Linked DNA regions of Homo sapiens: region 2 is linked to region 1. A link is a loop called in an ENCODE intact Hi-C map of the cell type or tissue named here. Cell type or tissue: adrenal gland. All regions are shown on one strand. Each heading gives the region's core, and the rest is flanking DNA. Links, peaks and the distances in the headings are about the cores only.

Region 1 (15,397 bases), core at 2,363-10,362:
TGCCCACCACCATGCCCAGCTAATCTTTGTATTTTTAGTAGAGACAGGGTTTCACCATGTTGTCCAGGCTGGTCTCTAACCCCTGACCTCAGATGATCCACCAGCCTCGGCCTCCTGAAGTGCTGGGATTATAGGCATAAGCCATCATGCCCAGCCTGAGAATAGATTTTTGACATTTTTAACTTGATTTTCCGAGAAGAAAAAATTACATATTTTTAAAAATAATAAATACATTGAAATCTAGATTTTAAAACATGTTTACTTTCTCTCAAATTTGTTAGAAATGTCACAACAAATAGCTTTTTCAACCTATGAACAGTATTTGTAGAAGGGAAAAATGAGGAAGAAATGGGCACATTTTTCTAGTGATTGAATGGTGGTGTCTACATCTTGAATAATTCTCACTGCATATCGTTGCTTGAATTGTAGATCTGTATGGCATGTGACTTGCCTGGGTCTATGATGTTGTCAACAGAAAGAGTCAAATTCTGTAAAATATTTGAAGAGATTTCTTCTGAGCCAAATATGAGTGACCAATGGTCCCGGGAAATCCTGAAAACATGTGCCCAAGGTGGTCGGGCTACAGCTTGGTTTTATACATTTTAGGGGGACATAAGACATCACTCGATACATGTAAGATATACTTTGGTTTTGTCTGGAAAAGCAGGACAACTGGAAGCCAAGGGTAGAAGGGGGCCTTCCAGGTCATAGGCAGATTCTCATGATGTTGCCCAGATGTCCTATTGTAATTTCAATTGGTTGAGTTTATCTAAAGATCTGGAATCCATAGAAGGGAGTGTCTGGATTAAGATAAGTGGTTGTAGAGACCAAGGCTCTTATTATACAAAGCCTACAGGTAGCCGGCTTTGGAGAGAATAGATTGTAAATGTTTCTTATCAGACTTAAAAAGGTGCCAGACTCAGTGAATTCTCTCCTGGATTAGGGAAAAGACCTGGAAATGGAAAGGGATTCTCTACAGAAGTTAGATTTTTCCCCACAAGAGACAGCTTTGCAGGGCCATTTCAAAAATTGCCAAAGAAATATATTTTAAGACAAAATACTTGGATTTCTTTCAGGACCTGCTATCTGTCATGTAATGCTATACTAGAGTCAGGCTGGATTTGGGTGTCTTATTGCTACAGAAAGTCTTAAGATCTCTATTAATGTTAATGCTGGTCAGCTGTGCCTGGATTCCAAAGGGAGGAGGGTATAATGAGGCATGTGCAACCCCCACTCCCCATCATGACCTGAACTAGTTTTTCAGGTTAACTTTGGAATGCCCTTGGCTGAGAGGAGAGGCCAATTCAGATGGCTGTGGGGCTTAAAATGTTATTTTTGGCTTATGATGTGGAGGCAGAAGTAACCTGTATCACTGTTGTGCCAAAGTCTCTAAGAGCTAATGTGCAGTTCACCAAGTTGTCTCCCTATGAGAGTCAGCCATCACTGCAAACAGCAACACTCCAGGTTGATTGTGGTTCTGTCAGCTTCATCCTGCACCCCAGAGTAAAGATGACATAGTGGGGAGCCTGTCTTACAATGAGCATATAGCAGATGCAAGAAATAAACATTTGCCTTGTTAAGCCACTAAGATGTCAGGGTTGTTTGTCCTGCAGCAAAGCCCAGCTCATCCTGACTGATAAACTTATCCATTCAAGTGATCAGCTTTTGGTGTAAATGCCCCTAAGAAAACTGATAAAGCGGCCGGGCACGGTGGCTCAAGCCTGTAATCCCAGCACTTTGGGAGGCTGAGGCAGGCGGATCACGAGGTCAGGAGATCGAGACCGTCCTGGCTAACACGGTGAAGCCCCATCTCTACTAAAAATACAACAAAATTAGCCTGGCGTGGTGGCGGCGCCTGTAGTCCCAGCTACTCAGGAGACTGAGGCAGGAGAATGGCATAAACCTGGGAGACAGAGCTTGCAGCGAGCCGAGATTGCACCACTGCACTCCAGCCTGGGCAACAGAGCAAGACTCCATCTCAAAAAAAAAAAAAAAAAAAGAAAAGAAAAGAAAACTGATAAAGCCTGATGCACTACCTACCTATGCCTTGCCAAAGAATGGTAATAATCCAAAAACTGTTTAATTTAGACCTTCACTATGCAATGCATATTTTATCTAGGAACACTTTTACTGGTATCAGTGATCAAAATTATAGAGCAGGGGGGGAAATGTGAGGAAACAAATCTCAAATGTCAACATACGTGGGGATCTTGTTTGCAGATGAGGAAGTGCATTCTCAAAGCTGTGTGAATTGTCCTCATCATACAGCTATTTTCATTGTATTCTTTCACAAAAATATGTATGTGGATGGATTCTTAGGTGTTAGAGACGGGGAGGAAAGAATAAAGGAGACTCAAGGCATAGGTGGAAACCGTGCATACAGATGGTATATCTTTATGTGTTGAGCATTTATATCATGCATCTGCTAAGTACTGCAATGGAAACAAGGATAAGACGCACAGACTTCCCTAAAGAAATGTAAAATCTCAATGACAAAGAAACATGTGAAGAAGTTAGTATCTTAAGCAAAATGATGCAATTCATAGTAGGCCACTGTGTACTGGAAAAGTAAGGGCTATTCTATTCCAAAGTGTGATTTTTTTATTGGGTGAGGGGGACCTGAGAAAGCTTCATGGAGGGTGTGATAGTTAATACTGAGTGTCAACGTGATTGGATTGAAGGATGCAAAGTATTGATCTTGGGTGTGTATGTGAGAGTGTTGCCAAAGGAGATTAACATTTGAGTCCGTGGGCTGCAAAAGGCCGACCCACCCTTAATCTGGGTGGGCACCATCTAATCGGCTGCCAGCACGGCTAGAATATAAAGCAGGCAGAAAAACCTTGAAAAGACTAGACTGGCCTAGCCTCCCAGCCTACCTCTTTCTCCCATGCTTGATGCTTCCTGCCCTCAAACATTGGACCCCTGGTTCTTCAGTTTTGGGATTGGACTGGCTCTCTTTGCTCTTCAGCTTGCGGATGGCCTATTGTAATCATGTGAGTTAATATTTAATAAATTTCCATATATATATCTATTTTATTAGTTCTGTCCCTCTAGAGAACCCTGACTAACAGAGAGGAGAGGATATCTGAACTAAGCCTCAGAGGAGGATGAATGGCAAGGAGAAGAAACATGTCTCCAGGAAACTGAGGCCTGAGGGGGTAGTAATTTTTCCCGAGCATATGATAAATGACAGTGATTTGGGAAGACTTCATGGCATGAATGTATGTGAGAAAGTGGGCTTGCGAGAGCAAGATTGGAGGAGTTGGTTATGGAAAGGCGAGTAACCAGATATAGGCTGATAGATGGAGTAAGCATAGAGAAGGGCATTGTTTTGTTTGCTTGTTTTTTTTAATTTTTTAAATGTTTTATAGATATGGGAGTCTTACTACATTGCTCAGGCCGGTCTTGAACTTCTGGGCTCAAGGGATTCTCCTGCCTTGGCCTCCCAAAGCACTGGGATTACAGGTGGGAGTCATCAGGCCGGCTTTTAAAGAAGGGCATTGCAGTAGGAATAGAATGAAAGGAAGAGATGAATGAATGGAAGAGATATATGAGCCATTTCAAAATAAGAATCACAACAGTGGAACTGAGTGGCTGTGGATAAAAGCTAAAAGGGTTAAGTCAGGGTTGGGACCAACAGAACTAGAACAATACTTGTATTTTGGCCCAGATGACAAGGGCTGAAGGGCATCCAGTGAACACCCAGAAACTGAGGACGCTAGACTGAAGCCCAGGGGAAAATCCAAGCTAGTGAGGTTTTTCTCTTATGAGTTATGGGAGGAGCAACTTGGAGGGAACACTTATTGATTGCATCTCTTGTAATATCCACAGCAAAGGCATATGAGGCGAGGCTAGGGAAGGAGATAGAGGAGGAGTGTGGTCAGAGACGCAAAAGGCATCAAATAAAGCTGATGTGGAAGAGAACCAGGACGCTCATTGTGGTATGAAAGTCAAGAGAGAGAGCTTCAGGGAGGTGGGGGATTCGCAGGTTTAAGGAGAAAGCAAAGAGAATGAGGACCAAGGAAAGGCCATTGGATTTGAAGTTTGAGATTTTCTTTCTTTTTTTTTGTTTTGTGACAGAGTCTCACTCTGTCACCAGCGTGGAGTGCAATGGCACCATCTCAGCTTATTGCAACCTCCACCTCCTGCGTTCAAGCAATTCTCCTGCCTCAGCCTCCCAAATAGCTGGGACTACAGGTGTGTGCCACCACGCCCAGCTAATTTTTGTATTTTTAGTAGAGATGAGGTTTCACCATGTTGGCCAGGCTGGTGTCGATCTCTTGACCTCGTGATCCACCTGCCTCTGCCTCCCAAAGTGCTGAGATTACAGGCGTGACCCACTGCACCCGGCCTGAACTTTGGGATTCTCTTGGTGGTTGTAGAGAATGCACTTCATTAGCTTTAGATTCTGGGACAGTCACATTATAAAAGACAAGGGGAAATAAAGAGGGTATACAGGACACTGGTGTATACTGTCCACTCCAGATCAGTGGATGAAGAGGATCTGCACCCTAAGGGGACAGCAGATTTATCCCATTGCTTTGTTGTGTTGCTTTGTCGAGATGGGAGATACCTGAAAGCAGAAGGAAAGCAACATAGGAAGACGCTCAAAAATAATGATTTTCTTAAATGCACATGATAATTTATGGCTGACACTGACATTTTCTCAGTTACCTTTCATAATAACATTAGAGAAATGACATAAGGTTGCAGAGTGGGGGGCAGTGGGTTTCTTCTGACTCCACTTCGGTTCCCTTCATAGCATGAACACATTTGTAAGGGAGAAAACGAGGCAGGAATGATGCACATTCCGAGGGTGGGAGTGAAGAATTAGGAGTCACAGGTAGGTTAGCATGTGGAAGAGAAGGTGACTGAAACCAGAGGCAGAGAGGAGAAAGTGGACTGAGATTTACATGTTTTACTCCCTGAAGAGACTAGCAGTCCCTATTTCCACCAAGGGCAGAAACATTCAAACATTCTGCATACCTTTCCTTTTATGCATGAAATAAAATACTGGCATTTGAAGGAAGAGGTTGATAATGTTTATTTCTTAGAACATTCAAGCTTGGCAGTTATGTGACTTATCTCTAGAGCCTCTCAGAAGTCTCTGGGGACGCAGGAGTCTTTGGAGACTCACACTTTCTGCAAAAGTGCAGAAAGAAATACAATTACTTAATGAATACCTACTGTGTACTCAGCAAATCCTTTATCTGTCACTTGTGTTAATTTCTAGAAATTACATAACTAAGAGTCTCCATGAATTGCACTTGTTTTCTTAAGAGGGAAAGAGAAAAAAATACCTTCTTTCCTTACCATTTAAGCCAGTGCTTTTTAAACCAGGATCTGACACTCCGTAGGTGACCATAGATGTAGTATCACAGATCCGTCTGTTTCCAAAATGTTACATTCTGATTTTAAGATCCCCTGAAAGTTGAAATTTCTCTTTTGCTGCAACAACTCACACTTGAGAAAAATTTTCACAGGAGACTTTATTTTCTTAAAGCAGAGTTTGTTAATATGAATTCTCACAGGACTGTGGCAATTCATTTTTCTTTTAATGCGTTCATTACTCTAGACCAAGACATCAATTTTTGTGCAAACCTTGTTTCCTGCTGCCACCTGGTGGAAGCCACATAAGAGTTTTACAGAGGCTTTGGTGGTGCTAGGAGAGGGGCCAGGGCTCTTCCTCAGTCACAGAATCCCACACAGTGATCAAAGAGCAGATCTTTCTATTAAACTCCCTGGCAGCAAAACAGTAGAGGCTTGGCTCTCTGCCCCGGGACTGTGCAGAATGTCACAGGTCGGAAGCCCAGAGCATTTTTCTCTTCTTTTATCTTTAGACTCTTGTGGCTCTCAGACCTTGAATATAATTCTTTGCTGAAAATTCTTTAAAATCATTATCTTTTCTTTCTTCCTTTTTTCTTTCTTTCTTTTTTCTTTCCTCTTTTTTGCTATGCTAGACAGGAAGAAAGAAGGGAATGGCATTTTAATGTAAAGAAGATTGCACTGAAATTATATTACTTGCTTAATTGTATTAATTCACTGCAATAACAATTTAATAATATGACAGGTCATTTACATGCTAATCATTTGGGTCTCTTGTCCAGAGAAATCATGAGGAAGGGCTGGGAAGTGCTCTTATTATGATCAAAATAATCCACACTCTCCTAGAGGAGTGCATAGGTATAGAACTGACATTGTTTGTTTAATAAAGTTTCATTCAAGGCAATTTGGCTGGTTCTTTTATCAAGTGTAATGGGAAAACAAGCCAGTCCTGATGTTAAACACTCCAATGATCCCTCAAGCTTTTTATTCTGTAATAAGTTTTACAGCATTATGTGTTACCCACGACAGTCATTTAGTCGGTCAATTTCAGGCTAGTGATAAAAGTTTGAGTAATGGGAAAGCTGTGTTGATGTTCCATATTCTTTGTGAGATGTCTATGAATTAATGCTCCCAGGTACACACTCAATTTATATTTAACAGCCATTACTAAATGTAATATCTAAGTAAAACCCAGTTATGACCTATATATATGGAAAACTAATTAAAGCTGTTGGAAACAACCTATTTCCCTTTGGATTATTTATGTAAATACATCGAGGTCTAAAAATTCAGTACAAGTCAGATGTGTTCCTGCCTAGGGCTATTATATAAAGCTCAGAAAATTTTATGAGAAAAATGATGATTCTTAAGGATTGAGCTTCAAATGTGAATTTTTCTATTTTATAAGGATATAGCTTGGGTTGTTAAGCATCAACATAGCTTTTCAAAATAGTTTTTTATTCTCACAAGTTTAAAGGCCTTGTAAAATCTCTTCTATTAAATATACATATATACATACATATTACATATACACCAATTGACTAACCCCTCTAAGTGCTGTATCTGAACTAATTTTAAAAGAATACCCGTGTTTTTCAGCTCCCAAATTGAAAAGATTATTAGTTAGTACCGTGATTTCTGAACTTTTAATCAAATTTTCATTCATTTTATAATTTTGAAATTTTGACAATCTGAGAATCTTCTATGATTAAATATATTCTTTCTTCCTTTCTTTTTTCTCTTTCCCTTCCTTCCTTCCTTCCTTCCTTCCTTCCCTCCTTCCTTCCTGTCAGTCTGTCTTGCTCTGTTGCCCAGGCTGGAGTGCAGTGGCATGAACATGGCACACTTCAGCCTCGAACTCCTGGGTGATCCTCCCACCTTGGCCTCCCAAGTGTTGGGATAGCAGGTGTGAGCCACCAAGCCTGGCCTTATAACCAATTAAATGAAGGAAATGATACTATGACACAGACAACCATTTTTCAATCAAGTTATTCTGCCATATTAAATTTTCAGTCACCTTTCTATTGCATTTATTGAATTTCTACTTTTTACCAGTTCTAAGCCTAGATCTGTCTCTCTTAAATTATTAAATGTCTTATTTTCTTATGAAACAACCTTCAGATGTAATACACAGAAGAAAAAGGAGTCTCAGGAAGTTTAGTTTGCCCAACTAGAAATTGAGCACAATTACTTGGTGTGTTGAGGGGGATTTGAAACTATGTCCTTATGATAATTGATAGTTATGATAATTGATGACAAAGGGGTTTTAGAAAGACCTCTTTTGCTTTTAGAAACACTTCTCTTTGCACTTTCTTTAATGCCCATTTTTTAGTTTTATGAATTAAATAATATACATTTATTTAAACAAAAGTATCAACATTTCTCAAGTATCTATAGGTTACTTATCTACTCAATGCAACTAACAATCAAAAACTAGTGCTCCAACAAATTAAATTTTCCAAACACTGAAATATTGATCACAATGTCTCTAAGCATTTCATTGAAATAAAAATTTTGATGTATCTAATTTTCCTAAATATTTTAAATGCATTTCAATATGCAAAACTCTCACAAAATTGTTGTAAATACAAAGGTAATCAGTATTTTTAGATTAAAATCAGTTATAAATGTGCTAATATAGTGAATGTGACCCTTGTCCGGACTCACATTTTTCTTCTTAGTCTTTTCCTGGGTTATATTCTTAACATATCAGCTATTTTTCTATTTTTATAGCTTCTTAGGGTTCAAAAATATTACCATATCCAAATGAAAACTAACTACCTGAGAGCAGCCAACTGCAGGATCTGTGTCAGGATCCAGCTGATTCTTGGTGAGGACACAGATCCAGGTGTCTAAGGAGATTCAGACACTAGCCAGTCATCATCAGATTAAGCTGCACTTAAATCCACATATATCAAATTGTTTTTTTTTATTTTTACAATGGTGCGTTACTACCATGATGTCTTCACAACTGATTTGAGCAGTGTTGCAAATCCCATTTCATTATCCCATCGTTGTGATATATAGACTTGGCCTGTTGGAATACCTTCTTGGAAATTTAAAAAAATAGTTTATTAAGATTATTAGGGCCATTGAAGAATTTCCTCCTAGGAGATAATGCATTGAGTCTACCTTTCAGTCCTCCTCCTCAGAACACGTGCCCGAACTATCATTTTTGAGATCACCATTGATTTCTTTCTACAGCGTGGTCACTGGTACCAATAAAATGCTAGTCTTCATTCCTATCCAGTTATTATGTGGGGCCCCATGTTGTTAGTCTTTCTGATTTCATTATGATACTAAGTTTTAAGGGAAACTTGACTTCCTATTTTTGTGTCTATTGTACTACCCACTATAGCGACTATATAGTAAGGAATATAAATTTGTTTTCATAGGAAATAAAATACCCACATATATTAAATCCCCATTAAACATACCCTATTTCATTTACCCTTCTTTAAATTATAACTATCTTTTTATATGGCTTATATTAACTTTTCTCTCTCAAGCATCATTTTAAGCTAATGACCTTTCAGACTAGACCCAACTTCTTTCAGTCAACCATAATTCATGCTCACTTTCTCCCTCTCTCTCATCAAATCATCGAAATTTGATCAGCAGGAATCTCTTTAACTTGACTCCATTGATTTTTTAGTGTTTTAGTACAGTCTCCAACATTCTTAAAAACATATTTGTTTTCTAGCAATAACAAGATGTCCCAGACTCATTCCAATTTGTTTTGTTTTACTGCCCCAAAACATGGAATCAGCTTCCCTACCATAAGTAGTAAAGAGTAGTAGAGAATACTATTAAAGTCCAAAATCTGGGAACTAGGGATAAACAGGAGAGTTGATGGTAAGTAAAACCAGTGCTGCTGCTTAACTATATTTACTAATGTCAGAGATGGAAAATACAAGTTATTTTAATGTCATAAGCTCACAGTAATTTTTTCCAAATAAGATTATATATTGCTATGCTCTACTTTTCTCAAATTATGTGATTTTATTGAAAATGAAAACTTTTATTTTGGAATTGAAATATTTGACCCTCTTCTTTCTGCTTAGGGGAATTATTTGGAAAGATTTCTTATGCCTAGTTCTGTAGGGTTCCAAACCATGTATACTTTCACAAAATGCATGTGTGCAATAGCACACATGCTATTTCCAGCAGCAAGTTGAATCCTTGTATCTAGCACTGATGGTCAATATGTTTTGCATTTTGCTTTCCCACCTCCAATGAATTAGTATAAACTATGACCTTCATTGATATTTCTTTAGTTTTTATATTTGTATGAATCAGCTACTTCAAACCCTTAATAAAATCTACAACCTCTCCAATAAACCCAAAGTTACTAGATGGAAGGAAACAAAGATTAGAGCAGCAATCAATGAAATAGAAACTTAAAAACAGAAAAGATCAACAAAACTACAAGTTGGTTTTCTGGAAAAAAATAAACAAAATCAATAAAATTTTGGCTAGACTAAGAAAAAAAAAGAGAAGACTCAAATAAATGAAACCAGAAATGAAAGAGGAGACATCATAACCTATACCACAGAAATCCAAAGGATCACAAGAAACTGTTATGAACAATTACACAGCACACATTGAATAAGCTAAAAAAAGAATAAATTCTTAGTCTCATAGAACCCACCAAAACTGAATCATGATGAAACAGAAAATCTAAACAAACCATTAATGAGTGAGGAAATTAAATCAATAAAAAGCCTCCTATCAAAGAAAATCCCAAGACCTGATAGCTTTACTGCTGAATTCTACCAAACATTTAAAGGATAAAATACCAATTTTTTGCAAACTTTTACCAAAAAATGAAGATGAAGAAACATTCTCAAACTCATTTTACCAGGCCAGCATTACCCTGATAACAAAGCCAGAAAAAGCACCACAAGAAAAAAAATTACATGCCCATATTCCTAATGAATATAGATGCAAAAACCCTCAACAAAATACTAGCAAACTGAATTCAACAGCATACTAAAAGAATCATTCATCATGGTCAGGTGGGATTTATCCCAGAGATGCAAGGATGGTTCAATATACAATAATTAATATGATGCACCACATTAGCAGAATGAAGGACAAAACCCATATGATCATCTCAATAGATGCAGAAAAGTCATTTGACAAAATTTAACTTTCTTTCATGAAACAAACACTCAGCAAATTAGGTACAGAATAAATGTATCTCAACACAATAAAGAGCACATACAACAAGCCCATAGCTGACATCATATTCAATTGAGAAAAGTTGAAAGCTCTTCCTCTAAGATTAGGAAGAAGACAAGGATGCCCACTCTTGCCATGTTTATTCAACATAGTACTAGAAGTACTAGCCAGAACAGTTAGGCAAGAGAAAGAAATAAAGGCATCCAAATTGGAAAGGAAAAAGTTAAATTGTCTCTGTTTGCAGATGACATGATCTTATATGTAGTAAATCATAAAGACTCCATGAAAAAACTGTTAGAACTAAAAATGAATTCACTAAAGTTGTAGGATACAAAATCAACATACAAAAATCAACAGCATTTCTATATATTAACATGAATTATCCAAAAAGGAAATAAAGAAAACAATTTCATTTACAATACTAAAAAAGAAATACTTAAGAAAAATTTAACCAAGGAGGTAAAAGTTTATAATGAAATTTATAAAACATTGAGGAAAGAAATTGAAGAACACAAGTAAGTGGAAAGATATCCCATTTTCATGAATTTGAAGAATATTGTTAAGAATTCAGTACTACCCAAAGTGATCTACAGATTTAACATAATGCCTATAAAAATTCCAATAACATTTTTTACAGCAATAGGAAAAGTAATCCTAAAATTCGTATGGAACCACAAAAGACCCTAAATAGCTAAAGCAATTTTAAGCAACAGAGAGATATCACATGACCTGATTTTAAAACCTACCACAAAGCTATAGTAATAAAAACAGCATAGACTAGCATAAATACAGACACATATACCAATGGAACAGAATAAAGACCCCAGAAATAAATTAATGCATTTATGGTAAATAGGTTTTTGACAAAGGTGCCAAAATTATGGGGAAAGGACAGTCTCTTCAAGAATGTATATCCATACATAGAAGTGTGAAACTAGGCTCTCATTTTACACCATATACAAAAATCAATTCCAAATGAATTAAAGACTTAAATGTGACACCTGAAACTGTAAAGCTACTAGAACAAAACATAGGGAAAATGCTCTATGATACTGGTCTGGGAAAAGATTTTTTGGCTATGACCCCAAAAGCACAAGCAGCAAAAGCCAAAATAGACAAATGGAATGACATCAAACTAAAAAGCTTCTGCACAACAAAGGAAACAATCCAACAGACTGAAGAGACAACCTATGGAATGAGAGGATGTATTCACAAACCATACCTCTGATAAGGGATTAGTGTCCAAAAGGTATAAGGAATTCAAATAATTCAGTAGTAAGAAAACAAATAACTTGATTTAAAAATGGACAAAGGACCTGAGTAGATGTTTCTCAAAAGAAGGCATACATGTGCCAACAAATATATTTAAAAGGTTTAATATCACTAATCAGGGAAATGCAAATTAAAACCATAAGATACCACCTCAAACCTCTTAGAATGGCCATTATCAAAATGATAAAAGACAACAAGTGTTGGTGAGAATGTGAAGAGGGAACCATTACACATTGTTGGTAGAAATGTAAATTAGTACAACCATTAGGGTAAACAGTATGGAGGTTCCTCAAAAAATTAAAAATAGAGCTACCATATGATCCAGCAATCCCACTATTGGCTACATATCCAAAGGAAATGAAATTAGTATGTAGAAGAGATAAGTGCACTCCTATGTTTACCGCAGCATTATTCACAATCGCTAAGATCTGGACTCAAGTGCCCATCAACAGATGAACAGGTAAAGAAAATATGGTATATATACATGATGGAAGCTTCAAAAAGAAGGAAATCCAGCCATATGGATGTACCTGGAGACCATTATGTTACATAAAATAAACTAGGCACAAATCAAGTATCCTATGATCCCACTTACATGTGGAGGGTAAAAAAGTTGAAGTAATTGGAACAAAGAGTAAAATAGTGGTTACCACAGAGACTGGGAGGTGGTGGGATTAGGTAGATCTTAGCCAAAGGACACAACATTTCAATTAGACAAAAGGAGTAATTTCAAGAGATCTATTGTACATCATAGTGACTACAGCTAATGACAACATATTGTGTATATGAAAATTGCTATGAGAGTGGATTTTATGTTTCCATTACAAAAAAAGATAAATTTTTCAGATAACGCATGTGTTAAATACCTTTATTTAGCCATTCTACAATGTGTACTGTGTATGTACATGTGTATATGTATATAATCTCAAAACATCATGTTGTACACCATACATATATACAATTTTTACTTGTCAATCAAATAGTTTTTAATTTTTAAAAATTTACACCTTCCTTTTGGAATAAATATCCCAGCTCTCAAAGCTGATAAGTAATGAAGTAAGGATGAAGCTACCTGATTTGGCTGATGTATGGTCCAGAGAAGGCGATGCATATGGGACAAAATCATGAATTAAAAAGGCAATTTTTCTTTAGATTAAAAAATGTCAACAAATAGCAATGTTTGTTATTCTAAGGAAAAATTATTTATGATACATGAAAACATAAAGAACATCCAAAGCTGAGAAGTATTCTTTCTTCATTCTTTTTATAGTCTTCATCTTAAGTGACTTCAATACATACCATTTATCAGCATGTCTGTTACATCTTATATTGAACTGTTTCCATGGAACATCTCCATGGGTCAGACTGTAGCCTCAAAGATACTACAAGCAAAAGAGAATCCAGCAGTGTAGTGGGAGAAGGAGGAAAACCTTCCCTGACTGCTTGGAAATTGATGTATTTATGACATGAAGAAGTTAAAAGACTAGGCCAAGAGGCACAGGATCCAGATAAAACAACTTCCCTCGGGTTCCAGAGACATGAAAATAAAGAATTTATAGTTATCAGGAAGGAGGTAATTTGCTGAAATTCCCATCACAGATCCAAAAACGAGGAAGGAGGCAGACATGTGTTAATAGCTCCGAAGTGGCCTGGAAGTCTTATTTTGCCAGTGATTTAACTGAAGATCAAATACACTCATGTAAGGAAAGCAGAGAAAGCTTGCATAAGTCTCTGGCCTGGACCTGGAAACCCAGTCTGCTTTATTTCCTTGGGGGAGCAGGTTTCCTAATTCTTCCACGACATTTGTTGGTTAAATGTTGACCAACAAAAGCAGAATGTTACATTGTGTTTGATGGGAGGGGAAAGTCCTTGTTTTCTATCTAGTCTGGGGAATCATACATCAATCCACACAGGAATATGCATCAAGTGTTTCCATCTTAATGAGTGGCATGATTCCAGAAGGGCAACAGGCCAGGAGAGCTCTAAAGCTTCCCTGAAAAAATGGAGAGGCTGGTTGTGTTTTGTTCTTGCCTTGGATGGATGAAGAAATGGAAGCAGGTGCCCCATTGGGACCATGGATCAAATGCACTTAGGAACTTAAAGGAAAGTCTAGGGGCTCTGAGTGAACCAGCACCTCCTGCCCTGCTGGGGGTTAGAGGCTTCACTGGCTAGTCCGAAGCCTAGTGGTTTTGAGTAAGAAAAGAACTTCAAAACATTTTACTGTGATTTAAAAATCCTCCATGGTGAGCATGCCCAGCTTTTGTTCTCTCGATGTACCTCCAATCTCTCAAGAAGACATAATTTAGTAACGCTGGGGTTGCTGCTACTATAAATGCTTTGATTAACATTAGAGGAAGAGGACGACAGAAAGCAGCTTCTGTCCCAGCCAATTAAAGAGCTTGTTTAAAGTATGAAAATGATTTATTAGACATGCAAAGAGGGTTGCAAAGAAGAAAGACACACAGTCTCAATTTAAAAAAAAAAAAAAAAAAAACAACCACAAAGCTTTGGTCCAGGTGCCTGCCTTCTGACAACACAGATAAACAGTTTAGTTGATAATCCCCCACATCTTCTTCTTCAGCACAGCAATTTGTTCCAGTTATCATACTTTCTAAATAGAATAAAAGAAAATGATGCTCCTTTATAATATATATAGGGTTTAGATAAAAATAAATAGCACAGTCCACATGCTTTAAACCAAAGATTGAGTCTGTGTGAACAGAAATACCAGATAGCTGTTTGATACAGCATTTCCCAAATAGATATATCTGAGAGCTCTGCTAAAAAAAAAAAAAATTAAATTTTTTTAAAAAGGAAAGCTAGAAAAAATAATAATAAATAGAGCCTTGTGATCATATATGTGCATCAACACCGGCTATATACTCCTTTCGGAAAATCACAATGTACGTGACTCTTGCAGTAAAGAAATGTGTTTAACATTTTTACATTTTTAATACAGCATTTCTCATACATATTTGACTGTAGAAACCTTCTCTGATATGACGACTATTGTCATTCCCTAGAATTAGTATTCTGTTCAACATACTTGGAAAATACTTAACTAGCCAATCTATTTACAATGGGAAGAGCTATAAAGTCCCTCAGTCATTAACAGCTAATACACTTGAAAGATTGTTAGCAGAAAAAGGAAAACATGACGTCAGGAAGCTGGGGCCATGGATTTTGTCCCTTACACATACCTTCGTTTTACAGACATCACAATGACAAATTCACCCTGACCCAACTGAGGTCACATCAGCAACTGAATGTAGGTGGATTGTCTGAAACCCATTACCGTTGTCCACCCACCATCATAGAAAATTATTTTAAATGTATGTATTATAGTAAGAGTACTCTTGATAGTATTATTTTTTCTTTCTTTCTTTTGAGAGAGAGTCTCACTCTGTCACCCAGGCTGGGGTGCAGTGGTACAATCACAGCTCACTGCAGCCTCAACCTCGCAGGCTCAACCTCCCAAGATGCTGTAACTACAGGCCAGTGCCACCGTACCTGGCTGATTTTTTGTATTTTTTGTAGAGACAGGATTTCGCAATGTTGCCCAGGCTGGTCTCAAACTCCTGAGCTCAAGCGATCTGCCTGCCTTGGCCTCCCAAAG
Region 2 (15,397 bases), core at 4,043-12,042, 550 kb before region 1:
ACTAAAATACAAAAATTAGCCAGGTGTGGTGGTGTGTGCCTGTAATCCCAGCTACTCGAGAGGCTGAGGCAGGAGCATTGCTTGAACATGGGAGGAGGAGGTTGAAGTGAGCCGAGATCACCCCACTGCACTCCAGCCTGGGAGACAGAGTGAGACTCCATCTCAAAAAAAAAAAAAAAAAGGAAAAGAAAATATTGTTGTGGAAAAACATTGCAGGAATGCTTGAATCTTTGGCATTTTTAAAAAATCTAATTCACAGTGTGACTTTGGGACAAATAAGTTCATTTGTTTGGGCTTTCTCTTGTGGACTAAGGAGGTAGAAGAAAATTAAGCAGTTTCTGGGATCCCTTCTGGCAGTATATTCTCCTAGTCTATGGAAAATATGCTATAATCAGCCTGTCTGGAATATAGATATCAAGCTCGAGGTAAAGTTTTACTCGTGAGGATTAAATCAGTGAGAAGTAGCATATTTAAGAAAAAAATATACAATCAACTTGAGCACTCTAATAATGGTTTAGTGCTCATTGCTTGAAGGAATAATTTTTGACAAGGTCCTGATTTTAAAGGCTAATGTTCATTTTTTGCCTCGACCATAAGTAAGAGCTAGAACCTGTAGTATATAGGTCAACAGATTCTAAAATATATTTCAGTATGTGCTCACCAAATCAATTAGATTTTTTAAGTGAAAATGAAAACCTCTTTGAGTTCAGTCCTAGGCTAGCTGGTAAAGATGGAGGAATCATGTGCTCATGACTAGTCCTCTTCCACCGGTATGTCAAGTATTAAGAGAAAGAAGAAAGACGTTTCCAAATAACTTGGGATTTGGGGACTTTGGCTTAATTTGTACTTGTATTTGTTTCCTTAGACTATAAGCCACGGATTAAGTTTTTCTGTCATTAAGGCACCATTAACTATTAGAACAGGTTAACATTAACCAATAGAACAGGTATACCTTTGATTTCCATGAATTATGGAAGACAGGCATTTCTTTTTTTTTTTTTTTTTTTTTTTTTTTGATGGAGTCTTTCTCTGTCACCTGGGCTGGAGTGCAGTGGTGTGATCTCGGCTCACTGCAAGCTCCATCTCCTGGGTTCACACCATTCTTCTGCCTCAGCCTCCCAAGTAGCTGGGACTACAGGTGCCCACCACCATGTATGGCTAATTTTCTTGTATTTTTAGTAGAGACAGGGTTTCACTGTGTTAGCCAGGATGGTCTCGATCTCCTGACCTTGTGATCCGCCCACCTCGGCCTCCCACAGTGCTGGGATTACAGGCGTGAGCAACTGTGCCCGGCCAAGACAGGTATTTCTTTTCATATTTTATAAATTAGAAAACCAAGGTTTAGAAATCTTAGAGAGCATACCCAAGGTCCTAAAAAGTGAAAAGCTGCAAAATTGGAAATGCAGCTTAAGTCCTCTCAGTATGCGCAGCGTTATACCTCATTTTCTAAAAGATAGCATTTCTCAAGAAAATGTATACATACTGTATGAAAGTCCCTGTAAATAATGCAAATGCTTGTTGAATTTTTAAAATGTATTCTGAAACTCTTGTCAAAATAATAGTTAGTTTTTACCAAGTAGCATCAGTAGCCACATTACATAGCAGAATTTAAATTATAATGGCTTGAATCTTCTTACTCTTTGGCACAGGTGAGACCAGGCAGGCACACTAGGGAGGGGCAGATGTGAGCCGTGTAACTATCTCATTCCCTTAGGAAGCCCTTTTTACAAAAGCAAAGTTGGCTTCTGTCATAGTTTTGATTCTTCTCAAGTCAGATTCTGAGATTAAGACCCAGGCTGGCCTGAGACTAGGAGAAGGATTATTTGGGAGGTTATCCTGGAAAGCCCAAGTGAAGGAGTGGAGATAATAAGACAGGAGAGGGAGGAAAGCAAACAAACAAAAAAAGTGCATTGATAGGGAGAAACTGCTGCTATTAATTGAGCTCAATCCCACTGGAGAGTCTCTGAGAAACCTTTTGGTACGTGGGGATGCTGGGACGTTATTCACTGACTCCTGTCCTGTGTTGGTTCAGGGTGGACTCTAAGGATATTGACTTTCACACACTTCCAGGTTGCACCTATATGTGGCCAAGCAGGCTCCCTTTGAGCCCAAGGAAGTCCATGAAGAGACATAAGTTTCTGAGGTGGGAAGCTGTTTACTCTAAATAGTCAAACTCAATTGTGGCTGAACTCAGAAGAATATTTAGGGGAGAAAAATACATGAAGTTCTATTTCCTCATTCACAGGGATCGTGGCATAAGGCAGACTGCATGGGTTAGGGTAGTTTGGGCTGCCAGTAAGTGTAACATTCTCTGTGCGAAGGCCACATTGGTTGGTTTTCTAAGGATGCAGGTGTGTCTCATGGCACAGGAGGCCAGAGAAGGGCTCAGAAAGGCTGCAGAGCATGAACAGAACCTTACTCATTCTGTCTCTCACTTGGTCTCCCTCAGTGTGCTAGCTTTCCCTCTCTCCTTTACACACAACACTCACAGACACACATGCACACACATACATGTACACACATGCATTCACGCATGTGTGCTCACACACAGACTAGCTTTTTCTGTTTTTCTTGTACATCTTACATGTTCCTGGTTTAATCATAAGACAAATGGCCTCTCTCTTCTGGTAACAATTTTATATTCCTGGTCAAGGGAGCTAGGTTGGCCCACACATGAGAGGGAACAGTGGAAGTAGGATGTGTAATGCCCAGAAGAACAGGCATCGGAGGAGAGCCCAGGAGTTGATTCTATATGTAAATCTGTTATAATACCAATCCGAACAAGCTAGTATTCTATCAAATAGCCAAATGCAGAGGTAAGCAGGAAGTAAGTAATATCTTTTGTGATTTTTTAAAATGACACACAGTAGATGAGCTCAGAACATATACAGTACAGTAGCCACTGGGCAACCATTAGATAAACAAGAAAAGAGCCAGACCATGGGGATGAAACCATCTTTAATCATGGCAAGTGGAATAATGTGTAAAAAAGTTATGCTAATCATAAAATGGAAACGATACATGTCCATTTTAGAATCAAATGGCACAGAAAATATGTGAGCATATCAGCACCATCTATCTACATTATACCCTTGAGAGCTTGTAGATTCTGAGTTTAACAGCACCATATCATGAAAAATGACACTGGACAATTTGGATTGTTTTTATACCATGGGTCTCAGTGAGAAAGTCAGCTTTCTCTTTCCCAATGCAAATAAAGATTAGCAAATATATTTAATATTTATACCTGTTCTGGTGATTCATTTTGGCTTTTGAAAGTGAACTCCACCATAAAAAGATAAAAACCAATCTTCCTTTTCTCATTCCTTCCATTATTCATTCATTTATTGATATTACTATATTATAGGCACTGTGCCACTCTCTCTGTAGAAGCGCCTGACAGTAGAAACAAGGGCTTCATCCTCCTGGCTATGATCATGAGGCTACAACATAACACTGTGGCTTTTTGAGAATTATTTCACAGCCTATTTCCAGAGCAAAGTAACAATGCTGTTTTTTTTTTGGTTTCTATTTTCTTGTTTGTTTGTTTGTTTATGAAGTCAAACTATTATGGTGATGTTACCAACTTCTTTCAAAGCAGAGGCCAGGGAATCAAGGACGTTGAGGCTTAATAAAATAAAAGCAAAGTATGTTTGTATATTTTTCATGTGTTAGGACTACAGGTTTCCAGAAAATAAACCTTTAGTGCATAGGCAATTTTATCATTAGAGATTTCAAAGGGGATATGCATTTATCGCTATCAACAGAGCCGGATAAAAAGATTTTTTTCTGACTATTTCCATAATGTTCCATTATGTTTTTAAACATGAAAAATTTATTCCAAAGGCCAGGAAATCACAGGACTCCACCAGGTGTGATAAGGTCCCAATCTAATAAAAGTTTAACTATCTCTCTGGCTATTAGTGTTTATTTATTCAAGAAAGGTCCAGAATGTTATTTTGAATATTCAGTGTATTATCAATAATCGTGGGGATTGTGATGACAGTAGTGGCAATGACAAAAATAACATCTGTATTAGTCTGTTTTCACACTGCTGATAAGGACATACCTGAGACTGCTAAGAAAAAGAAGTTTAATTGGACTTATAGTTCCACATGTGTGAGGAGGCCTCAGAATCATGGTGGAAGGCAAAAGGCACTTTTTTTTTTTTTTTTTGAGACAGAGTCTTGCTTTGCTGCCCAGGCTGGAGTGCAGTGGCACGATCTCAGCTCACCACAACCTCCACCTCCTGGGTTCAAGTGATTCATCAGCCTTCCAAGTAGCTGGGACTATAGGCGTGTGCCTCCGTGCCTGGCTAATTTTTGTATTTTTAGTGGAGATGGGGTTTCACTGTGTTGGCCAGGCTGGTCTCGAACTTCTGACCTTGTGATCTGCCTGCCTCAGGCTCCCAAAGTGCTGGGATTACAGGGGTGAGCCACCGCACCCAGCTGAAAGGCATTTCTTACATGGCAGTGGCAAGAAAAAATGAAGAAGAAGCAAAAGCAGAAACCCCTAATAGACCCATTAGATCTCATGAGACTTATTGACTACCACAAAAATAGCACAGGAAAGACTGGCACCCTGGATTCAGTTACCTCCCCCTCAGTCCCTCCTACAACACATGGGAATTCTGGGAGATACAATTCAAGTTGAGATTTGGGTGAGGACACAGTCAAACCATATCATTCCGCCACTGACTCCTCCAAATCTCATGTCCTCACATTTCAAAACCAATCATGCCTTCCCAATAGTCCCCCAAAGTCTTAACTCATTTCGACATTAACTCAAAAGTCCACAGTCCAAAGTCTCATCTGAGACAAGGCAAGTCCTTTCCACCTATGAGCCTGTAAAATCAAAAGCAAGCTAGTTGCTTTCTAGATACAATAGGATTACAGGTTTTGGACAAATACAGCGGTTCCAAAGGGGAGAAATTGGCCGAAACAAAGGAGCTACAGGGACCATGCAAGTCTGAAATCCAGTGGGGCAGTCAAATTTTAAAGCTCCAAAATGATCTCCTTTGACCCCAGATCTGACATCCAGGTCACGCTGATGCAAGGGGTGGGTTCCCATGGTCTTGGGCAACTCCTCCCCTATGGCTTTACAGGGTACAGCCTCCTTCCCAGATGTTTCATGGGCTGGAGTTGAGTGTCTGTGGCTTTTCCAAGTTCAAGGTGCAAGCTGTCAGTGGATCTAACATTTTGGGGTCTGGAGGATGGTGGCCCTCTTCTTACAGCTCCACTAGGCAGTGCCCCAGTTAGGACTCTGTGTGGGGACTCCAACCCCACATTTCCCTTCCTCACTGCCCTAGCAGAGGTTCTCCATGAGGGCCCCATCCCTGCAGCAAATTTCTGCCTTAGCATCTAGGCGCTTCCATACATCCTCTGAAATCTAGGCAGAGGTTCCCAAACCTCAATTCCTGACTTCTGTGTACCTGCAGGCTCAACACCACATGGAATCTACCAAGGCTTAGGGCTTACACCCTCTGAAACCACAGCCCAAGCTGTACATTGGCCCCTTTCAGCCATGGCTGGAGAGGCTGGTACACAGGACACCAAGTCCCTAGGCTGCACGTAGCACGGGGAACCTGGGCCTGGCCCATGAAACCACTTTTTCCTCATGGGCCTCCAGGCCTGTGATGGGAGGGGCTGCTGTGAAGGTCTTTGACATGACCTGGAGACATTTTCCCCATGGTCTTGGGGATAACATTAGGCTCCTTGCTGGTTATGCAAATTTCTGCAGCCGGCTTGAATTTCTCCCCAGAAAATGGGTTTTTCTTTTCTTTTTTTTTTTTTTTTCCGAGACAAAGTCTCACTCTGTCACCCAGGCTGGAATGCAGTGGTGTGATCTCAGCTCACTGCAAGCTTCAACTCCTGGGTTCACGCCATTCTCCTGCCTCAGCCTCCCGAGTAGCTGGGACTACAGGTGCCTGCCACCATGTCCGACTAATTTTTTTGTATTTTTAGTAGAGACAGGGTTTCACCATGTTAGCCAGGATGGTCTCGATCTCCTGACCTTGTGATCTGCCCGCCTCGGCCTCCCAAAGTGCTGGGATTACAGGCATGAGCCACCATGCCCGGCCAGGTTTTTCTTTTCTATCACATAGTCAGGCTGCAAATTTTCCAAACCTTTATACTCTGCTTCCTTTCTAAAACTGAATGCCTTTAACAGTACCTAAGTTACCTCTTGAATGTTTTGCTGCTTAGAAATTTATTCCGCCAGATGCCGTAAATCAACTCTCTCAAGTTCAAAGTTCCACACATCTCTAGGGCAGGGGCAAAATGCCACCAGTCTCTTTGCTAAACATAACAAAACTTACCTTTGATCCTGTTCCCAATAATTTCCTCATCTCCATCTGAGACCACCTCAGCCTGGATTTTATTGTTCATGTCACTATCAGCATTTTGGACAAAGCCATTCAACAAGTCTCTAGGAGGTTCCAAACTTTCCCACATTTTCTGATCTTCTCAGCCCTCCAAACTGTTCCAGCCTCTGCCTGTTACCCAGTTCCAAAGTTGCTTCACACATTTTCGGGTATCTTTTCAGCAGCGCCCCACTCTACTGCTACCAATTTACTGTATTAGTCTGTTTTCATGCTGCTGATGAAGACATACCTGACACTGGGAAGAAAAAGGAAGTTTAATTGGACTTACAGTTTCACATGACTGAGGAGGCCTCAGAATCATGGTGGAAGGTGAAAGACACTTCTTACGTGGCAGCAGCAAGAGAAAATGAGGAAGAAGTAAAAGCAGAAACCCCTGATAAACCCATCAGATCTCATGAGACTTATTTACTATCACAAGAATAGAGTGGGAAAGACCAGCCCCCATGATTCAATTACCTCCCCCTGAGTTCCTCCCACAACATGTGGGAATTCTGGGAGATACAACTCAAGTTGAGATTTGGGCAGGGACACAGCCAAACCATATCAATATCTTACTTTTGTATTAAATAATATGATTCCTGAAGTAGTTACTCATATACTGCCCCATTTATTTCTCATAAGAACTCTGGGAGAAAAAATCTATCACCTCTGTTTTACTGATGAGTAAATGTAGACTGAAAGAATTCAGATGATGTGTAAGAGAACACATAGATTATAATGACAAAGCTATAGCTGGAATTCAGTTTCTGTTTGGGGATGTTGTTTTGTTTTATTTTGATCTTAGAAAAAACTAAAAGTTATCATAAAAGACTTTATTCTAACTGCAAATTCAAAGATAATGTTTATTCATGCCTAGGACAAAATTTCTATTAACAATCAAATATTACAGAAGGTTGTGAATTTTTGATGACCTGATTATGTTTACATAAGTCTCTACCTTTTCTAAACCTCATAAATATGAAACCTTTGGGTGAACTCTTCCCAGAACTGATTTCCATAAACTTACTGAAAATGAGTAGGAAGAAAGAGCTCAAGGGACAAGTACTTATTGTGTATACTCTTTAGTGATACAGAAATAAAAGAAAAGTTAAATACCTATATTTATAAAATTGAATCTTTTAAAGTCAGCTGACAGGTCAAAATGCAGGTAACATTTTTAAGCTTCATGCTTAAAAAAATAAGCTTTATTTAAAAAAAAAAAAATACTTACTTGGAGCCAGGCACAATGGCTCATATGTGTAATCCCAGCTACTCAGGAGGCTGAGGCAAGAGGATCACTTGAGCCCAGGAGATCCCATCTCAAAAAAAAAAAAAGCACCTTACTTTTTACTTCATTGCCTCAGTGATAGCAGACCAACAGGGCATTGGTAAGAATAGTTTTAACTATACTCACAATCATATACTGGCTTCAGTTGTACTAGCAACAGTTAAAATTGAAGACACATTAAGCATGTAATAAATGTGAACTATCAATAAGTGAAACCATTAGAACTAGTATTAAACCGTTTCATTCTTAACATCCTTTACAGATAAAGAATCAGAGACTGAGAGAGCTTAATAATACCACTATTCAGTTAGCAAGCTATTCTGTGGTTTAAAGAGATCAGTATTGCCTTTAACTTTCTGGCTTTTAGAATTTACGCAATTCTCTATCAACATGGAGGCTCAACCTGATTTTGGGGCATTGTGTAAGCCAGTAGTTTTCAACCTGGAGTGATTTTGACCCCCAGGTGACATTTGGCAATGCCTAGAGACATTTGTGATTGTCCCATTTGGTTGGGGTTGCTATGGTATCTAATGGGAGAGGCCAGTAACGCTGGTGAACATCCTACAAAGCACTGCAGAGCCCCTGGCAAAGAATTTTCCAGCCCAAAACGTCAGTGGTGCTGAGGTTGAGAAACCTTGATATAGCCCTCTAAGACTGAATATTAATGAAAATGTTTATTTAAATCAGTTTGTATGGTCCCAGTGCCACTTAGAATTATATTTCTTAACAAGTTAGAGCTCAATTTCCTCTGCCCAGGCCTCCTTAGGATACAGAAGAATAAGCCAGTAGTACCCTTACACGGAACAGGATAGGGCAATCATATGATTCTGAATGCCAAGGGGACTTTCAGATTGATGGTTTCGTAAAGTGACTGACACCTTGGACGGTTCCCAAGAAAATTACTAAAACTTGAGTCTTTTGCAGGTATGCAAAACCCATGAATTTCATAAAAAATAAATCTTTATTTCAAAGATGGGACTTTTAAAGTTTAAAGTGGCCTTCGGGTGGAGAAAGAACTAGGAATCAAAATTTCAATGGGCAATAAAAACAAGTGATAATTTCCTTTGATTCTCACAATCAAGATGAAGCAGGATTGTGATAAGAGCTTAGCATTTCTATCCACTCGTTGAAATTTATCAAATGCCTCTCCCTGACTTCTCGCCCTTACACTGAAGTAGATATCCAAAGACTTCAGATATATACACTATGGACAAGTATTTCCCCTCACTTGCAGAAATTCAAGTGGCACCAGCAGTTTGGAGACAGAAGTCTCAGTGGGCGCAAGGAAGCTGGGGTCTGGGGCCTGACTCTTCCCTGCCATTTTGGTGCCCCTTCCCGCCTACCCACGCCCTACCCCAATGTGTGGCATTATCCAGGGGGTTATTAAATATTGAAATACAGCTTGACAAACATCTGATAACAATAGGTGGCCAAGGCCGGGCGCGGTGGTTCATGCCTATAATCCCAGCACTTTGAGAGGCCGAGGCGGATGGATCACCTGAGGTCAGGAGTTTGAGACCAGCCTGGACAACATGGTGAAACCCCGTCTCTACTAAAAATACAAAATTATCTGGGCCTGATGGCGGGCCCCTGTAATCCCAGCTACTCAGGAGGCTGAGGCAGGAGAATTGCTTGAACCCAGGAGGCGGAGCTTGCAGTGAGTCAAGATCGCGCCACTGCACTGCAGCCTGAGCGAAAGAGTGAGACTCTGTCTCAGAAAAATAAAAATAAATAAATAAATAAATAAAAAGGTGGCCACCAGCTGTGTCAAAATCAACTAGTTAAAAGGTGGAAATTAAATATGACAGTGGAAAAAGATTTCTAGTTGGAGAATGAAAACTTCCTAAAATCTAAGATGGCTGCCATTAAATGATATTCAGATTCTTCCCGGGTTCTTGCTTTTGGATGAATAAATGGCTTTTTCTTCCTCCAAAGTTCTAATCTGATGAATGTGTAATGGAGATAAATGTTTTGGAAATATCTCCATTTGCCTGGCTCCTCGGTGTCTCTGTGTAGGACTTTCTCCCCACTCAGGCCAAGCTTCCATCTGTGAGTGGAAGATGGGGAGGAGGCGAGGACCGCGAAGGTCACAATAAGAATGCAAATACAGCAGTAAAAACAGTTTAATATTCACCCTCTGTCAGCAAAAATAGGCTTTCCTAGTCTGCAGCAATGTACTGGAACAGACGTAAAAGACAGGCGTTGCCAGGAAATAGGGATTTACTAAATTCCTTTATATTCCCATTTAATATATCAAGAGGCAGTCCTGGTATCCTTGATCATATAGCATTTCCCAACAAGGAGGTTAGAACCAGACAGGAAGAGGAGAGAAATCCACACATACTCACCCCAGTAGGGGAAGAAACAAATCTCTGAAGCTCTGAGCACTTACATGACTCACCGTGGCAGGAACTAAGCTACCCAAGACAACTTTTAAAATTATTGCATCCACAGAGTTTACCAAATGAGTCTGAAATTTAACATGTTTCTTTTCCCAGCATTTTAAAATCAATTCCTCCTTTGAAACTCCTCTCCAATTACTCTTCATCTGTATAAATTCAAATATATTTTCATTCATTTACTCATTCAACAAATATTTATTGAGCATCTATCACGCACAGGGTGCTGCGAATGTGCCAGTGAGTAGGTACAGATAAAGTCCCTGCCCTCTTGAAACTTACTTTTTAGTTGGAGAGAAAAAGAAAAGTAAATATCATTTCTGGCTGTGATAAATTTCATGAAGAAAAACAAACAAGAACTTCCTGGTCCTCGTGCTCACTCCCTTCCAACAGTTTTGGGGGACACCAAAGGGACAGAGAGGAGTCAAGCCCCAGACCCCAGCTGCCTTGTGCCCACTGGGACTTCTGTCTCCAAAATGCTGGTGCCACTTGAGTTTTTGCGAGTGAGGGGAAATATCTGTCCATGGTGTATGTGTCCGAAATCTTTGGACATCTACTTCAGTGGGAGGGAGAGGAGTCCTGGAGAGGGCTCAGTACATTTCAAGGTGGTGAGAGCAGTGCTAACACGCAGCGTTCTCTGACTTCCTAATGTACCTCCCTCTCTGCCATCAGACTAAAATTTTTCAATAGCTGCTTGATGCAATCACTTTCTTTTTCAAGACCCGCAACTGCTCATACTGCCTGATGCTACCTCCCAGGCCTTGAACATAGCTTCAAATAATGTGTTTAACCTATGCCTGGCCGTAAAGCCTCCCCTCTCACCACGCCACCTCTTCTAAAGTCACATAAAAATCCCAGTTCTCTGTCCACACATCTAAGAATGGACACTCCTCTGTCTTCTCTTCCCTATCTTTCTAAATCTGACCCTTTTATTAAGATTCAACCAGTTTCCTGCCTGCTCTATTCCATTCAACACCCAGACCACAGTGATACCTCCTTTGTCTAATCTTTCACAATACACTTTAGCACGTTACAGATTCCCAAATGTGGAAAGAACCATGCTGGTCTTTTAGTCTAGCATTAAATACAATGTGAGTAACACAGTTATAACCTTTCTAATAGGTAGTCTCAGACTTTCACACTCTTTCCTAATGTTTTTCAAATAAGTACATTTTTAAAAATGCAAATACACAGTGGTAAATTAAATTATTTTGATTATTAAGCATTCATAATCATAAAGCTATGAATAAATCTGTATGCTTGGAACTCTTATATAATCGTAAAAGAAAACAAACTTAAAAATTATATTCAAACTGAATAACAAAATTCATTCATTCCAAATGATCAACATTAATTTAATGTGACATGTAATATTTTGCTAAAGTAAAGTACCTATTCTCAATGTAAATGTGGTATTGGCTACTATCAAATGCAATATGTAATAGTGGGGCCTTACTTACCTACAAAGGCCATCTCTGTCATTTTTTCTTAAAGAACCTTAAAAAAAAAAAGTTGTAGCTTCTTACTAAAGAAATCTCCAATGCTAACACAATATAAGCGTGACTTAATTACAGGGTGATAATCTAGATCATGTGGACTTTTCAGCCCATTAAAAATTAAAATGAAAAATCTAACCATTTTCAAAGAAACGCACATCTTTTATCATATGCCTTCATATAACAAGGGTCCAGAAATCCATGTTATAAAGGTTTGTACTGATTCAGGTGTTTATATTTTGACTCTGAAAATGGATCTATGTAAAATGTGCTGACAAAAAGGGCTATTTTTAAGTTTTGTGCATTTTTCCTTATAGTACCTAAAAATGCATGTAGCACATGCTGGATGTTAACTAAAGATTCCTTGAATATATTATCTCTATTTATTTTATTTCTTCTGATGTGAATTTGAAAAAACATTTATTTACAGACCACTAAAAATCTCCCAGGAAGCTGAGTTAGTGGTGACTGTTTGATTCTAACCTTCTGAACAAATGTTTTCATGAACTCCATGAAGCTTTTTAATAAACTTACTCCTCACAGTGATGCAAGTCAAATTTAAGACAGAAGAAACTAAACGTTCATCGGTATAAGAAAATCTAAGTCAAGGTGGCCAAAAAATCAAGCAATCTTTTAAGAATGTTGAATCAAATGTGGTTGTTGGTGAATGAAAATTTCTTCTATTGCAGACAATTATTTGAAGGGTACATCTTTTTAATACTATTTCCAACTGTCTCCTAGAGTGATAGTAGCCCTGTTAAACAATTAGTAAAACAAACAACAACAAAAAACACATTAGGCCAAGTGCAGTGACTCACGCCTGTAATTCCAACTCTTTGGAAGGCCAAGGAGGAAGGATCACTTGAAGCCAGGAGTTCAAGACCAGTCTGGGAAACATAGTGAGACCCCCTTCTACAAAAAAATAAAAACTTAGCCCATGAGGTGGCACGCATCTATAGTCCCAACTACTCGGGAGGCTGAGGCAGGAGGATCGCTTGAGCCCAGGAGGTCAAGGCTGCAATGAGCTGTGATCATGCCACTGTACTCCAGCCTGGGAAACAGAGTGAGATTATATATATAAAAAAAAATCCCTCCTATCTTTGAAATTTTCATAGAGCCACCTGTAGTTTGGATGTTTCCCAGGGAACACAATAAAAACAAATTCAATAATCCTCAACTAAAAGGCCTGATATCATGTTTATGCCAGTTTTTTTTCCTGAGTATTTTAACTTTTTTTCTCTACTTAGTTTCATCAATTAAAGGCTTATTGTTAAGGGAGAAAAGCATTAGGACCCCTAGTAAGATGCTCCAGGGAGTGTGTTTTCAGCTCAATGTAAGAAAAAAATTTTTGAACCGTCAGTACTCTTTGAAACTCTGTTTATTCCAAGATAGTGAGGTGTCTCTTAATATAACAGCTTATACAGGGGCTGAATGATGCCAGCTTTGGGCTTAATGTTGTTTTTAGGTTATCTAGACAGTTCTGATTTTAGAATGTTCATAAGTTAGGTCTGAATTAATAAGCCAATAGGTTCTTATTTCAAAAGAATATATATATACACACATATATATACATATATCAAAAATGTGAGCTAAATTCCCATTTATCTTTAGTATTCTCCATATCTCTTTCATTTCCAGAGTAATGGTCCTTGGGAAGATAATAGCTAGCATAATGAGACCTGGTACTTACACAGCACTCAATAAGTACAAGACTCTCTAAATGTTCATTCCTCACAAAACTCTATGAGATACATTATAGTGCTATTCCCCTTCTACAGATAATGGAACTGGGACACTAAAGGTTAAGTGATGTGCTGATACTTCCAAAGCTCATAAACAGAAGAGTCATCCAGAGCCAAACTATTTTGGCTTCAAAGTCCAGGCACTTAGACAGTGACGCTATCCACTCACTAGTACCTTCTGGAGAAGCCACTAGGATAGTCTGAGAATATTACTGGACTACTAAACAAATTGAGATTCTTGAAAGCTGAATTGTGTTGTGTTTTTACCCCATCATCACAAACCTTTACATTTGTTCAGACCAGGAAAATAAATGTCAGATGCCAATGTAGTGACACTATCAACTCCCAGGTGTAATCAAGTAGAGACTGAGATCCCTACACCAAGTCAAAAACTTTTATTTCTTTGCATACTATGGACCATGGTGTCAGGAATAATCACAACCCAAAGAATCAGGGAATACAGAATTTTAGAGCTGGAAGCATTTTTAGGAATTGTTCATTCTTTCTTTGTTATTACAGAAATGAGGATACTGACTTCTACTGAGAGGATCGTATTTCAAGACCATGTGATGGCTTTATAACTGCTCTTTCTGACTCTACTGTTAACTCTCTCATGTCCAGGCTCATACCAGCCAAAGGAAATTCGTAATAAAATTTGATCCTCTCTATAATTGCTATTCCTGATTCCACTGTTAACTCTCTCATGTCTAGGCTGATACCAGACAAAGGAAATTAGTAATAAAATTTGATCATCTCATTCTGCTTCTTTACACTCCTTCAAATGTTCTGCATTACTTTGAGACTTAATCAAAGTCCTTCAGTTAAAGCATCAGTTCTTTGAAGACCTGGTCCCTGATTGTCTGCAGTCTCATCAGCTCCTACTTGCTCCTCTTGAAATCTGGACTCCAGTCACTCTGAGTGTCACTCCAGACCCCCCAGAACATCACACTCTTACCTCCATCCTTTACACATCTCTTTCCTTCTACTTTCACAGCACTTCCCCTGGACTCTTCTGTCTGCCTCCACTTCATTTTTCAGAATGCAGCTTAATACCTCCAAAGAAAGTCACCTCTAACCCAGAGGTCACATTTGTTCTGTTTAGTTATTCAAACTCCCAATTTAAACAAGTCTGCCTATATTGTTTCCTAACCTATGACAGATATAAAGAGTAAGTTATATTTCTGTGCATTAGGATACAAGAAGAGCAATTAGAATTTGCACAATGCAACATGACATCTCCAGTAACAATATATTGCAAGGATTCACTACTTATAAAAAGGGAAACAAGGAGGGCAGATCACAAGGTCAGGAGATCGAGAGCATCCTGGCCAACATGGTGAAACTCCATCTCTACTAAAAATGTAAAAATAAGCTGGGCATGGTGGCACGTGCCTGTAATCCCAGCTACTTGGCAGGCTGAGGCAAAAGAATCGCTTGAACCGGGGAGTTGGAGGTCGCAATGAGCCGAGATGGTGCCACTGCAATCCAGCCTGGTGACAGAGCAAGACTCTGTCTCAAAAAAAAAAGAAACAAGTTAATGAAACAAAATTTTCTGAGATCATTTGGTAAAGGTGTCAGATTGGTGCAGCGTAATCCAGTGATTGATGTAGGTAATTTTGAAACCTGAGTCAGCAAGAAATAGCAATTATATTTAATGTAATATGATGAAGGAGGCAGAAAACTGCAATAACTTAGAATGATTTCCACTAAAGATACTTAAAATAAAATGAGTTTTAGTGCTTATAGCAAGGAAAACTCCATTTATGTTTAACATCTACTTCTTTTAAAAATGTATACGATATAGGGGGAAGATGGTAACAGTTAGAACACCCAAATTCTGGTCTGGTAATTGACACTAAATTAGTGAGTGACTTTGAGTGAGTAAGCCATATGATATCTTTGACTCTTAGTATAATGCAGTGGCTAGGAACAGGGGCTATAGGCTCAAATCTCATTCTATTCCATTACTTTCAAGCTCCATAGCCTTCTGTTACTTTAATTGCTCTAAGCCTCACTTTCCTCCTTTGAAAATGGAAAGAATAATACCTTCCTCATAGGATTACTGTGACAAACAGAAGGCACAACACTTACAAAACACTCAGCATAGAATA

Evidence for each region. Hi-C counts contacts between places; a loop is a spot of excess contacts. Peaks named below come from ENCODE experiments on the same cell type or tissue, not always from the same donor. Only the 100,000 strongest peaks of a DNase experiment are listed, where the experiment ranks them.
Region 2: a loop joins it to region 1, with 2.7 times the contacts of the local background. A loop is called at or near these places in 10 of 110 quality-filtered maps.

The regions. Positions count from the first base shown.
Region 1 is chr7:148,078,625-148,094,021 of GRCh38, forward strand. All of the region lies in intron 15 of CNTNAP2 (contactin associated protein 2), which reads left to right. Among named protein-coding and RNA genes, the nearest start is that of C7orf33, 500 kb to the right of the region's middle. In adrenal gland, for the core only: a CTCF peak has its summit at 5,625 (motif pointing left); a DNase peak (open chromatin) is centred at 5,697.
Region 2 is chr7:147,526,028-147,541,424 of GRCh38, forward strand. The region is part of intron 11 of CNTNAP2 (contactin associated protein 2); the gene reads left to right. Among named protein-coding and RNA genes, the nearest start is that of MIR548F4, 160 kb to the left of the region's middle. In adrenal gland, for the core only: no CTCF peak of the experiment used is centred there; no DNase peak of the experiment used is centred there.